Regions from separate parts of the Homo sapiens genome. Here region 2 is linked to region 1. A link is a contact called in ENCODE Hi-C or POLR2A ChIA-PET data. All regions are on one chromosome and are shown on one strand. The core of a region is the stretch at or near the end of the contact, and the rest is flanking DNA. Distances in the headings are between cores, read along the strand shown.

What was found. A loop is a pair of places that touch in the nucleus more often than their neighbours do. ChIA-PET counts read pairs that join two places held with the same protein, here RNA polymerase II (POLR2A).
Region 2: a map of Caco-2 shows a loop between it and region 1 (3-fold over the local background). The contact joins two enhancer-like sites. A Hi-C loop is called at or near these places in 1 of 168 maps with a recorded cell type or tissue (Caco-2). POLR2A ChIA-PET finds 5 or more read pairs at or near these places in 1 of 52 experiments (activated T-cell).

Annotation. Positions count from the first base shown.
Region 1 is chr17:48,191,585-48,196,687 of GRCh38, reverse strand. All of the region lies in intron 4 of SKAP1 (src kinase associated phosphoprotein 1), which reads left to right. It also overlaps the pseudogene RNU6-1152P. Among named protein-coding and RNA genes, the nearest start is that of MIR1203, 38 kb to the right of the region's middle. RefSeq lists an enhancer at 3,902-4,519. Within about 2 kb of position 2,247, at least 2 of the 41 ENCODE cell types and tissues checked have a DNase peak (open chromatin) inside an H3K27ac peak, as active enhancers do.
Region 2 is chr17:48,470,257-48,475,359 of GRCh38, reverse strand. No RefSeq gene overlaps it. Among named protein-coding and RNA genes, the nearest start is that of SKAP1, 43 kb to the right of the region's middle. Within about 2 kb of position 2,664, at least 7 of the 41 ENCODE cell types and tissues checked have a DNase peak (open chromatin) inside an H3K27ac peak, as active enhancers do.

The DNA.
Region 1 (5,103 bases), core at 998-3,497:
ATGTTTTTGAACTAACGCAGAAACAGAAAACATAATATGGCATTTTCTCACTTATAAGTGGGAGCTACACACTGGGTACACATGGACATAAATATGGCAACAGTAGACACTGGGTAAATGCACGAGGAGGTAGGGAGGGAAGCAAGGGTTGAAAAACTATTATTGGGTACTGTGCTCACTACCTGGATGACAGATTATTCATACTCCAAACCTCAGCATCACACAATATACCTTTGTAACAAACCTACACATGTACCCCGATTCTAAAATAAAAGCTGAAAAACATAAAAATAAAATAAAACCTGCTCATTTTACTCATAAAAAAGTAAATAAGAAATATAGATACTAAAATAATTTTTTGACACCAGGAGTTAGAATAACCACACATCATGCCTGTTTCTTCTTCCAAAAAACAGGGTCTCTTTTTGTGGGGGAGTGAGATAGGAAGACCCAATCTTTCCTCATCCACTTCTGTGCATGTCTGAAGCTCAGAGTATTGGAAACAGCATGGGCTATTCCAACTGAGCAACCTTCAGCAAATTATGTCATTTCATTACACCTCAGTTTCCTAGTCTGTAAAGTGGGGATGATAATAAAACATGCCTCATAGGGATATTGTGGGACTTAGATGTAAAAATGCTTGATACAATGCTGATGAATTTAAAACTGGTTAGGGTTTTGGGGGGCCATTTTTGTTAAAGCATATTCATTTTAATTATTTTGTTTATTATCTGCTTTTTTTTCTTTGTACTACTGACCTAGAACCTCAGAGGTTTTTTTTGTCTTCAGTATAACAGGATTTTCTCCACAGATTTCTGTAACCTGGGTTCACTATAACCTGGATTCACTGGTATTTTTAAAAGACCTTCAAAAATTAGAAGGGCAACATGAGTCTATTGAGGTCTCATGAAAGTTGTCTTCTGTGTTGGTTTGCTAACTACAAATGTGTCATTTCTACCATTTTCTGGGGTCCTTTAGTCTAGCTCCTGTTGCTCATGTTCTGTTTCCTAGCTTCTTACATCACAGCTTGTTGAAGAACTTGATTAAGTACGTTGTGTTCATTCCCTTCCTTTCATCTGTTGTCCAATTTATTTCTCCATGAACAGTTCCATTCAGTTAGTTTAAAGCCATCTGTTTGAGTGCTTTCTATATCTTTGAAATTTTAGATGCTAAATCTATTACTAATGTTTTAGAATTTTTCACCTTTCATATGTTAAGCTAAATTCCTTTATAAGTGAAGCACAATGCAAGAAAAATGTGTGGTATAAGTGTAAACTCAGGTGGATATCAAATGGAACCACGGAAGTTAAAGAATTATATATGCCTGTTCAAGGGACTAATCAAGGAATAGTCATTGAAACCAACTTCCTTGTTAGCATCGGAAGATGACACTTCCTGCCAGACACTACAAACTATCATTTATTGACTGGTTCCTGAAAATTGAGAAGAAGGCAAAAAAGTAACCCAGAAAAGTAAGAAGCTAAGGAAAAGCAGTAATGAACATATTAAAGAAGGCCACAGAAATCAAATGCACAAAAGAGAGGTTCATGAACAGATTTGAAATCCACAATCACCAGACAAGAGAAAACTACCCCCTCCCCAACCTATCTGCAATACCCTCCTCACCTTGGTACATTTGAGGCATTTTAAAGCGTGTGTTTGTGTTTATGTCTGCAGATGCACACACACCAGCCATCTGTGACTGCATTGGAATTGCAGGTGGAATTTGACCATTCCCAGCCTTCAGATGTTAAATTTTCTCCAATCTCATACACCCAATCCCCAGGTTTTTTACATGAGTACTTTAATGAAGGATCCTGCTAAACTTCACCCTGTCTGAAATTCACCCCTGTTAGCTATTAGTCTCTAGGCTCAAGTTGGTTAGGTCCCTCTTTTAAACAGTTGAAAAGAACTTGAATTAAAAGGAAGAGGGAGGATGGGAGAAGTCCATAACTTAACAGGGGGACGATTTGAACAAAAGATGTTTTTTAAAAAACTATTTATTTTCCTTTCAGGATGATTTAGCAAGAGACCAAGCCAGCTGCCTATAATGAAAGTTAGTGGGCACCTGGTTTGTTCTGCAGGGGCTGCAGCCTTTTTGCGTGGAAATTGTGTGGCCTCCTGTGCTATTAGCCTTGTGCTCTGGTGTTGCCAACTGATTTCTCCAATTCTCTTTTCTCAGTGGGCTAGAACGCAGCTGGTTAAATAGGCCGTGACTCACATAAGCTCTCGTGTCTTTTTTATTGACTGCTTTATGGAAATGTATCACACTCCAAAGGGTCCCCATTGTTGTTGCTGTGCATAGCTGACTAAAGAGTCATGTTTAGCATTGAGAGATGGAATCCTATTCTGTCGTTTTTTATTGCTTTTTTTGATGTGGGTGGGATACAAGGGTTTAAAGGAAACTAGATGAAGAGAAAGATATCTGAGAATTTCTTTTATCTTCATCTGCCATGAAAGTTGGGTGGCCATCACTTCTGGGTAACATACTTCTCTGTTGATCTTATCTTTGTGGCCCCATATCCTTCAGCTAAGTGAATCTTTTCTTTATACGGGCTGTTCTGAGAGGTTTAGTTAAGTGTAGTGGTAGGGAGAGATTATGACACTAATGTAATTCTGTTTTGTGCTGATATAATGTAATACACCTTTAGACTTAGCCAAGAGGGCCATTTATTCTCAATAAATCAAAATCATTTTTATTTTTTCATGACGGTGGTGATATCTTTTCTCAGGTAATGAATAAAAAGCTTCTTTTTTTAATTGTATACTTAAATATAAATTGTTTGCCTTAAAATAGCAACTTATACAATTGTTTGCAACTTCTTCCTATTTTTATAACCGTCCTTTAAAGCATATTTTACATACTTTCTATTATGCATTAAGTAGTTCTCTGCAGATCTGTTCGTTTACCAGTAGGTGTGGATCCAGGCATACAAGATTCCTGCCTCATCACCCCATGGCATGGCTAACACTGTTCATCCTCAGGATCACTAGTTCTTGATCAGTAGGACCCTGCGCTGACACTGAAAGAGGAGGTACCTTGCATGCCACTGTGGATTCCCACCTTGGTTATTTGGATTTGTCAGATAGATCATGGAGCTAATGAGATTGAGCTCAGAGCCAACTACATTGAGAACAACTCTGTTATTGAACTCACCACACAGTACCTTGTACACAGAAGACAGTTAGTAGACTAGAGACTGATCTGACCTCATTTCCTAATTTTTTTTCCGTAGACATTCTAAACTGAGCCTATAATCCCATTTTTTCCCACTGCCCATAAGGGGAACCAGGCAAGAGAATTCCTCAATACAGATTCTGTCTAATGAATAAGAAAGCAACATAGACCGGGTGCGGTGGCTCATGCCTGTAATCCCAGCACTTTGGGAGGCCGAGGCGGCTGGATCCCCTGGGGTCAGGAGTTCAAGACCAGCCTGACCAACATGGAGAAACCCCGTCTCTACTAAAAATACAAAAAACTATTCAGGCATGGTGGTGCATGCCTGTAATCCCAGCTACTTGGGAAGCTGGAGCAGGAGAATCGCTTGAACCCGGGAGGTGGAGGTTGCAGTGAGCTGAGATCACACCATTACACTCCAGCCTGGGCGACAAGAGTGAGACTCTGTCTCAAAAAAAAGAAAGAAAGAAAGCAACATAACACATCTTACTGACTATACACAAAAACACACCATATAAAAAGCTGTTTCCAGCTCTATTCCTTTTCAGAATCTTGTTAGTGAATGACCAAGAGAAAAAATTCAGCAGCTCCTTTGGTACCCAATTTTAGCAAACTGAGTTTGACTCTTGGGGAGAGAAGGTGGTGATGGTGCTATCCCTTGTCTCCTAGAATTAGTGACTTAGAGTTACATCTCTGCTGTATTATGTCTTTGTTTCCTTAGTGGTGGCATTCTTGGGTTTCAGTTGGTGGGGAGAGAAAAACCTCATGCTGATAATGTACTGAAAGTAAATGAAATTAAATAAGCGAAGCAGTGCTCATCACTACTTCCTCCCCCCTGGGTAATTCAATTCAAGCTCTCTCTCTGATGGCAACTCACAGGGGCTGTCTCTGTCACCCCGCTGGGGCCTGGAGTCTTAACATCTAAATAAAAGTTTCACTCAGGCATTTTTTATGCTCCTGCCAGCAGGATCAGTGAGCTGGTGTGGGCACATTAATGTAATATTCATACTCACAGACTCTCCCTGCACACGAGGCAATGTCTTCCCATTTTCATAATTATAGATGTTCCATAAAATGGCATTTAAATTTGCATTAAAAAAAGGAGGTTTGAATTCTAATAGAACGTTTAACATGTCTTTTATGATTCAGACTCTTGGCATCTTTGACAAGGAGCTGTGTCTCTAAGTTTAACAAGACCTTTAAAAAGAAAAGAAAAAAAAAACCTGTGGAAAGAAGAGATGGAAACTCCCAGCTTATGGGATCGTGTTTTCCTCATCTCCCTATGTCTTTCATTTAATTTTTAGGCCTCCAGGAGCAATTTTTTTTTTTAAGAGGCAGAGTCTCGCTCTGTCCCCAGGCTGTTGTGAAGTGGTTCAATCACAGCTCACTGCAGCCTTGAACTCCTGGACTCAAGAGATCCTCCTACCTCAGCCTCCAAGTAGCTGGGACTACAGGTTTGTGCCACCACACCTGGCCTCCCCAGGAGCAATTTTTTGACAGCACTTCAGAGAGCCTTCTCTTCTGTAACTGGTCCTCACCCCACTCAATGCCTCACCCTCAGTAGAATCTGCTACTGTTTCCTTGGAGGGTGTTTTCAGAGGGGTAGGAGAAATGAAAGAACCCTAGAAAAATGAACTTTCCTTTGCTGCTGTTCATCTCATGCGTGCACCCTGAGATTGATTAAAAGGATTTATGGCAACCACATAGTTTGCTAACTGTGAAACACACAAATAAAAGTAGTCCATGAACAAGGAGGTTAACAATAAGGACCAATTGGATAAAAAATCAGGCACATAGACACACTTAAAAACAGAAAAAGAGGCTCTTCTGATCTACCTTTTTATAACTAAGCTTGAAACAGCTTTAAAGCAAAATGTAATTTTGATTGCATTTTAAATTGTCGTAGATGTTATTTTAAAACAAAA
Region 2 (5,103 bases), core at 1,415-3,914, 280 kb before region 1:
TCTGTCTGAAAAAAAAAAAGAAAAGAAAAAGAAAAAAAAGAAAAAAGAAAGGTGCCTCATCCATATTTTTTATTCTTCTTGAGACCTAGAACATGAGTGTACCCACAATCTAGCTTGGATCATGCAGACAAAGGCTATACCTGACTGGGTGTTGTCCTGTAATCCCAGCATTTTGGGAGTCCAAGGTGGGAAGATCAATTAAGCCCAAGAGTTTGAGATTAGTCTTGGCAGCATAGCAAGAGCTTGCCACTATTTATTTTTTTAAAGAAAAAGGTGGAGGGGGTGCCGCTGGGCACAGTGGGCTCATACCTGTAATCCCAGAGCTTTGGGAGGCTGGGGCAGGAGGATCACCGGTGGCCAGGAGTTTGAGACCAGTCTGGGTAACCTAATAAGAACAAAAATTAGCTGGGCAAGGTGGTGTGCCCTTGTAGTCTCAGCTACTTGGGAGGCTGAGGCAGGAGGATCACTTGAACCCCGGAGTTCAAGGCTGCAATGAGCTATGATCATGCACTGTACTCCAGCCTGGGCAACAGAGTGAAAAACCTGTCCCAGAAAAAAAAAAAAAAAAGGCTACAGGCTAGGGAATGGTGGAAAAGCAAGATAGAAGGAACCTGGGCCCCTGCATGACTGCATGAAGCAGAGCCGCTTGCTAAAAAATAAACTTCTGTCTTGAACCATTGAATTTTGAGACATCTTTATCAGATAAGCTTAATCTTTCATTCTAACTATTTGCAAGAGTCCAGAAGTTTTCTGACTAATTCTACTACCTCTAAGTCATAGTGCCAATCCATACCAAATGTGTAAGATGTTCTCCATTTAATTTTTTTTTTTTTTTGAGACAGAGTCTCTCTCTATCACTCAGGCTGGAGAACAGTGGTGCAGTTACAACTCACTGAGGCCTCGCTTCCCAGGGCCAAGTGATCCTCCCACCTCAACCTCCCAAGTAGCTGGGACTACAGGTGCGCACCACCATTCCCAGCTAATTTTTTTCTACCTTTGGTAGAGATGAGGTCTGATATTGGTTAATGCTGAAATGAGTTAAGATTTGGGGGACTGTTGATAAAGCATGATTGGTTTTGAAATGTGAGGACATGAGATTTGGAGGGGCCAGGGGCAGAATGATATGGTTTGGCTGTGTCCCCACTGAAATCTCAACTTGAGTTGTATCTCCCAGAATTCCCACATGTTGTGGGAGGGACCCAGGGGGAGGTAATTGAATCATGGGGATTGGTCTTTCCCGTGCTATTCTCGTGATAGTGAATAAGTCTCACGATATCCGATGGGTTTATCAGGGGTTTCTGCTTTTGCTTCTTCCTCATTTTCTTTTGCCTCTGCCATGTAAGAAGAGCCTTTCGCCTCTTGCCATGATTCTGAGGCCTCTCCAGCCATGTGGAACTGTTAAGTCCAATTAAACCTCTTTTTCTTCCCAGTCACGGGTATGTCTTTATCAGCAGCGTGAAAACGGACTAATATAGGGTCTTGCTATGTTGTCTAGGCTGAAGACTCCCCAGTTTTAAAGACATTTTAGGAGATCTCTCTGCTCCTGTTTTCTTGAAGGCTGGGCCTACAGCTAGCTCAGAATCAGTAATAATTTTATTACAAAGCTCTATAATAATAATAATAATAATAATTATTATTATTATTGAGAATGAGTCTCACTCTGTTGCCCAGCCTGGAGTGCAATGGCATGATCTCGGCTCACTGCAACCTCCGCCTCCTGGGTTCAAGTGATTCTCCTGCCTCAGTCTCCCCAGTAGCTGGGATTACAGGTGCCCACCACCATGCCCAACTAATTTTTGTATTTTTAGTAGAGACAGGGCATCACCATGTTGGCCAGGCTGGTCTCAAACTCCTGACCTCAAGTGATCTTCCTGCCTCACCCTCCCAAAGTGCTGGGATTACAGGCGTGAGCCACTGCGCCTGGCCTCTATTAATATATACTCAAAACTATCTCATAAAAATGTTTAATTTTCTTCCTCCTTGTACCATCATATTATGATAAATCTTACTCTATTCCTGGAAGGCAGCTGCAACTGGAATGGGTGGGAAGATGGGACAGAAATTAAGACAACTGCAGATAAGGAGGATGCCTGGGGGGACCCACAGGAATCTGAACTTCAACCCTGGCTCAGGAAACAGGGCAGGAAGGCTCAGGGAATACAGACCTGGAGAAAAGGACTAGAGATGCTCAAATGACTCATCATGTGCCTCAGGAAGAGGAATTTTGAAAGTATGGACACTGAGTCTTATGTTTCTAATCTCCAAGAAAACGTGATGCTTTCTAGCTGGCCCACTTCCTCATCAGTTAAGATTTTCACAGAGCCTCTGACATTTAGAAAGCCTATCTCCTGACACCCACCTTTTGGAATGTGGTCCTGGGCAGACTCAGAATTGCTGTTTAAAATGTTTAATTGAGCAGATGGTTTGGAATGTGAGGACTGAATACCCCCTTTTGAAAGCCAAGAGCTACGGGAGTCTATCAGGCATGGGATGGGGGAAGAGGAGAAAACGAAGGAAAGACATCATTCCAAATAGCCACAGGTGGGAAGCCAGAGTGGGGAGGAGGGGTGGCCTCACTTTGTCACACCACTGACCTGAATCACAGGGCAGGGCCGGAAGGGAATGCCAGTTGCAAATCTTGCCACCTCATCTCACAGCTCACCAAATATTACGGCTTCACACATAAAAACCAGAGTGCTAAGCTGCCAGGAGTGTTAAACTCAAGTAGCTGTGACCAGAAGCAGGCAGGCTCTGGGGACAGGAGTGGGGAGGCTGTCACAGCAGGGCCAGCAGCTCCCATTGGACCCTCCCAGCTCTTAGGTAGCAACTGGAACTGAGCAGGAAATGTAGCTGTTGCCCTGAGAGCCACCTCTGCTGCTCGCCTCTCCATGGTGACAGCATTTAGGGGAGTCCTGCACCTCCTTAGCAGGAGCTGGGCTGCCTCTGAGCAGAAAATAAATGCTTTCAAGCCCCATAAATCAATGAAAATTAGCGGGAGTCAAGGTAAAAATCCATCCTCCACCACTTGGATGTTTGAGCCAAGGTTCTTCTCGGTGATTTAGAGCCATGTAATTAGAGTGATCCACTCTCAGTTGCTGTTGTTGTTTTTTCTTCCTCCCTTCTCTTTCCAGACAAAGTCCTCTCCTATGAGGCAGGTTCCCACTGGCCTCTAGCTCCTCTGGCTAGAAACAGGTGTGTGCACCTGTCAGCTTGGCACCTTGATGGATCTCTGTGCTATCTTGGTTCGCCTCCTCCCTGCCTGCCCCTAATGAACAGTCCGCCCCAGGCTAGGTATGAGATGTGGGTGGGGAGACACACCATCCTTCATAGTCGCCCTCTATCCTCCGCAGAAGTAGAGAGGTGTGGCTGTTAATCCTCAGGTGAAATGTGGCCCCATCCCAGAGGTGGAGGAGGGGGCTGGAGTAAAGAGAGCCTCTGACCTCTGAACTGGGGAGAAGATTGATAGTGGCATGAAGGTTTCCCAGCCTTGCGACCCCTGCCGGATTAGGAACATAATCCAGCAGTTGACAGACATGTGAGGTGGGATTCAGAGGAGTTAGTTGCCTGGATTTACATTTTAAAAAGGCCCCAAGGCCCAGAGGGACAACATGACATGAGGAAATGCAGATAGAATTTAGAGTCCCAGAGACAAAGATTCAAATCCCATCTCCATCATTTCTTATCCGTATGACCATGAACAAATTTCATCAGCTCTTTGAGCCTCAGTTTCCACAATTTAATTTTACTTAAAATTAAAATATTGATGCTATCTCACACAGAATTCTAGTGAAGATTAGATGAAGTAATCAATGTAAAGTTCTAGCATATAATGCCTGGAACATAGCATTTTTTCCCAACGCGCTACCTTTCTGCCTCTCAAATCTTCTCCTTGCTCGAGGCTGTACAACAAGCTAGGAAAGGAATTACAACCCTAACCCAGCTCCTGACATCTTGCTCAGGAAGTGACCTATGTGGGGCTCTCAATCTAGATGCTCACTGAATGGCAGAGAAAACAAAATTAGTAGTTTCCTTCAGGAGGCCAACTAGAACATGCCGCCTCTGAAGAGTGAGGAAGCACGACCAGCATGCTGTGAGGTACCTTGCCAGGTTCAATTCCTGCCTCAGTCTTTTTTTTTTTTTTTTTTTTTTTTTTTGAGACAGGGTCTCTTATGCTTTGTCACCCAGGCTGGAGTGCGGTGGTGTGACCATGGCTCACCACAGCCTCAACCTCTCAGGCTCAAGTGATCCACCCACCTTAGCCTCCCAAGTAGCTGGGAGAAACACCCCCAGCTAATTTTAAAAATATTTTGTTGAGACAAGATCTCACTATGTTCCCCGGGCTGGTCTTGAACTCCTGGGCTCAAGAGATCCTCCTGCCTCAGCCTCTCAAAGTGCTGGAATTACAGGCATGAGTCACCACGCTCAGCCCCTCAGCCACTTTTAAGTTATGACCCTGAGCAATTCCCTAAGCTTCGGTATCTCCCAATGTAAAGTGGTTATAATTGTAATTCTTGCCACAGGGTGGCTCTGAGATTCAAAGGAAATAGTGAATGGGAATACCCTTTGCAAATGATTCCGTATGTATAATAAAGTAACAACTTTACTAACAGAATTTCTCTTAGGAAGGGAATTCTGCTTAGAAGAATGCCTTGATGTGCTTAACACATGGCAGATGTGCTCACAACTTCAGAGAAGGGAGAATATTGCTCTGCATGAGAGAGAGAAGAGAAAAAAGAGGAGGAGGAGCAAGGCACCAACGGGATGGAGAGAGGCCAGGTGTGGAGAAGGGAGAAGTGAAACTCCATACCGTTGGATTGACAAATGGGTGTTTAACAACAATGATGCCCATTGTGCCCCTTCAAGTTGTCTGTGCTGCATAATGTAAGCTCTCTCTTTCTCCCCTACAAAATCTTTGAGTATATCTATTAAACTCACAATTTTTAGAACATCAATCACAAAATCTGGTGATTTACACATATTCTTTCATTTATTTCCCCTATAACTTTTCACAGATGAAGATACAGGCTCAGAAAATATGGACAACTTGCTCAAGGTCACACAAGTGACAGCTGTTGGAGGAGGGCTCTGGATACTGTAGTGCGT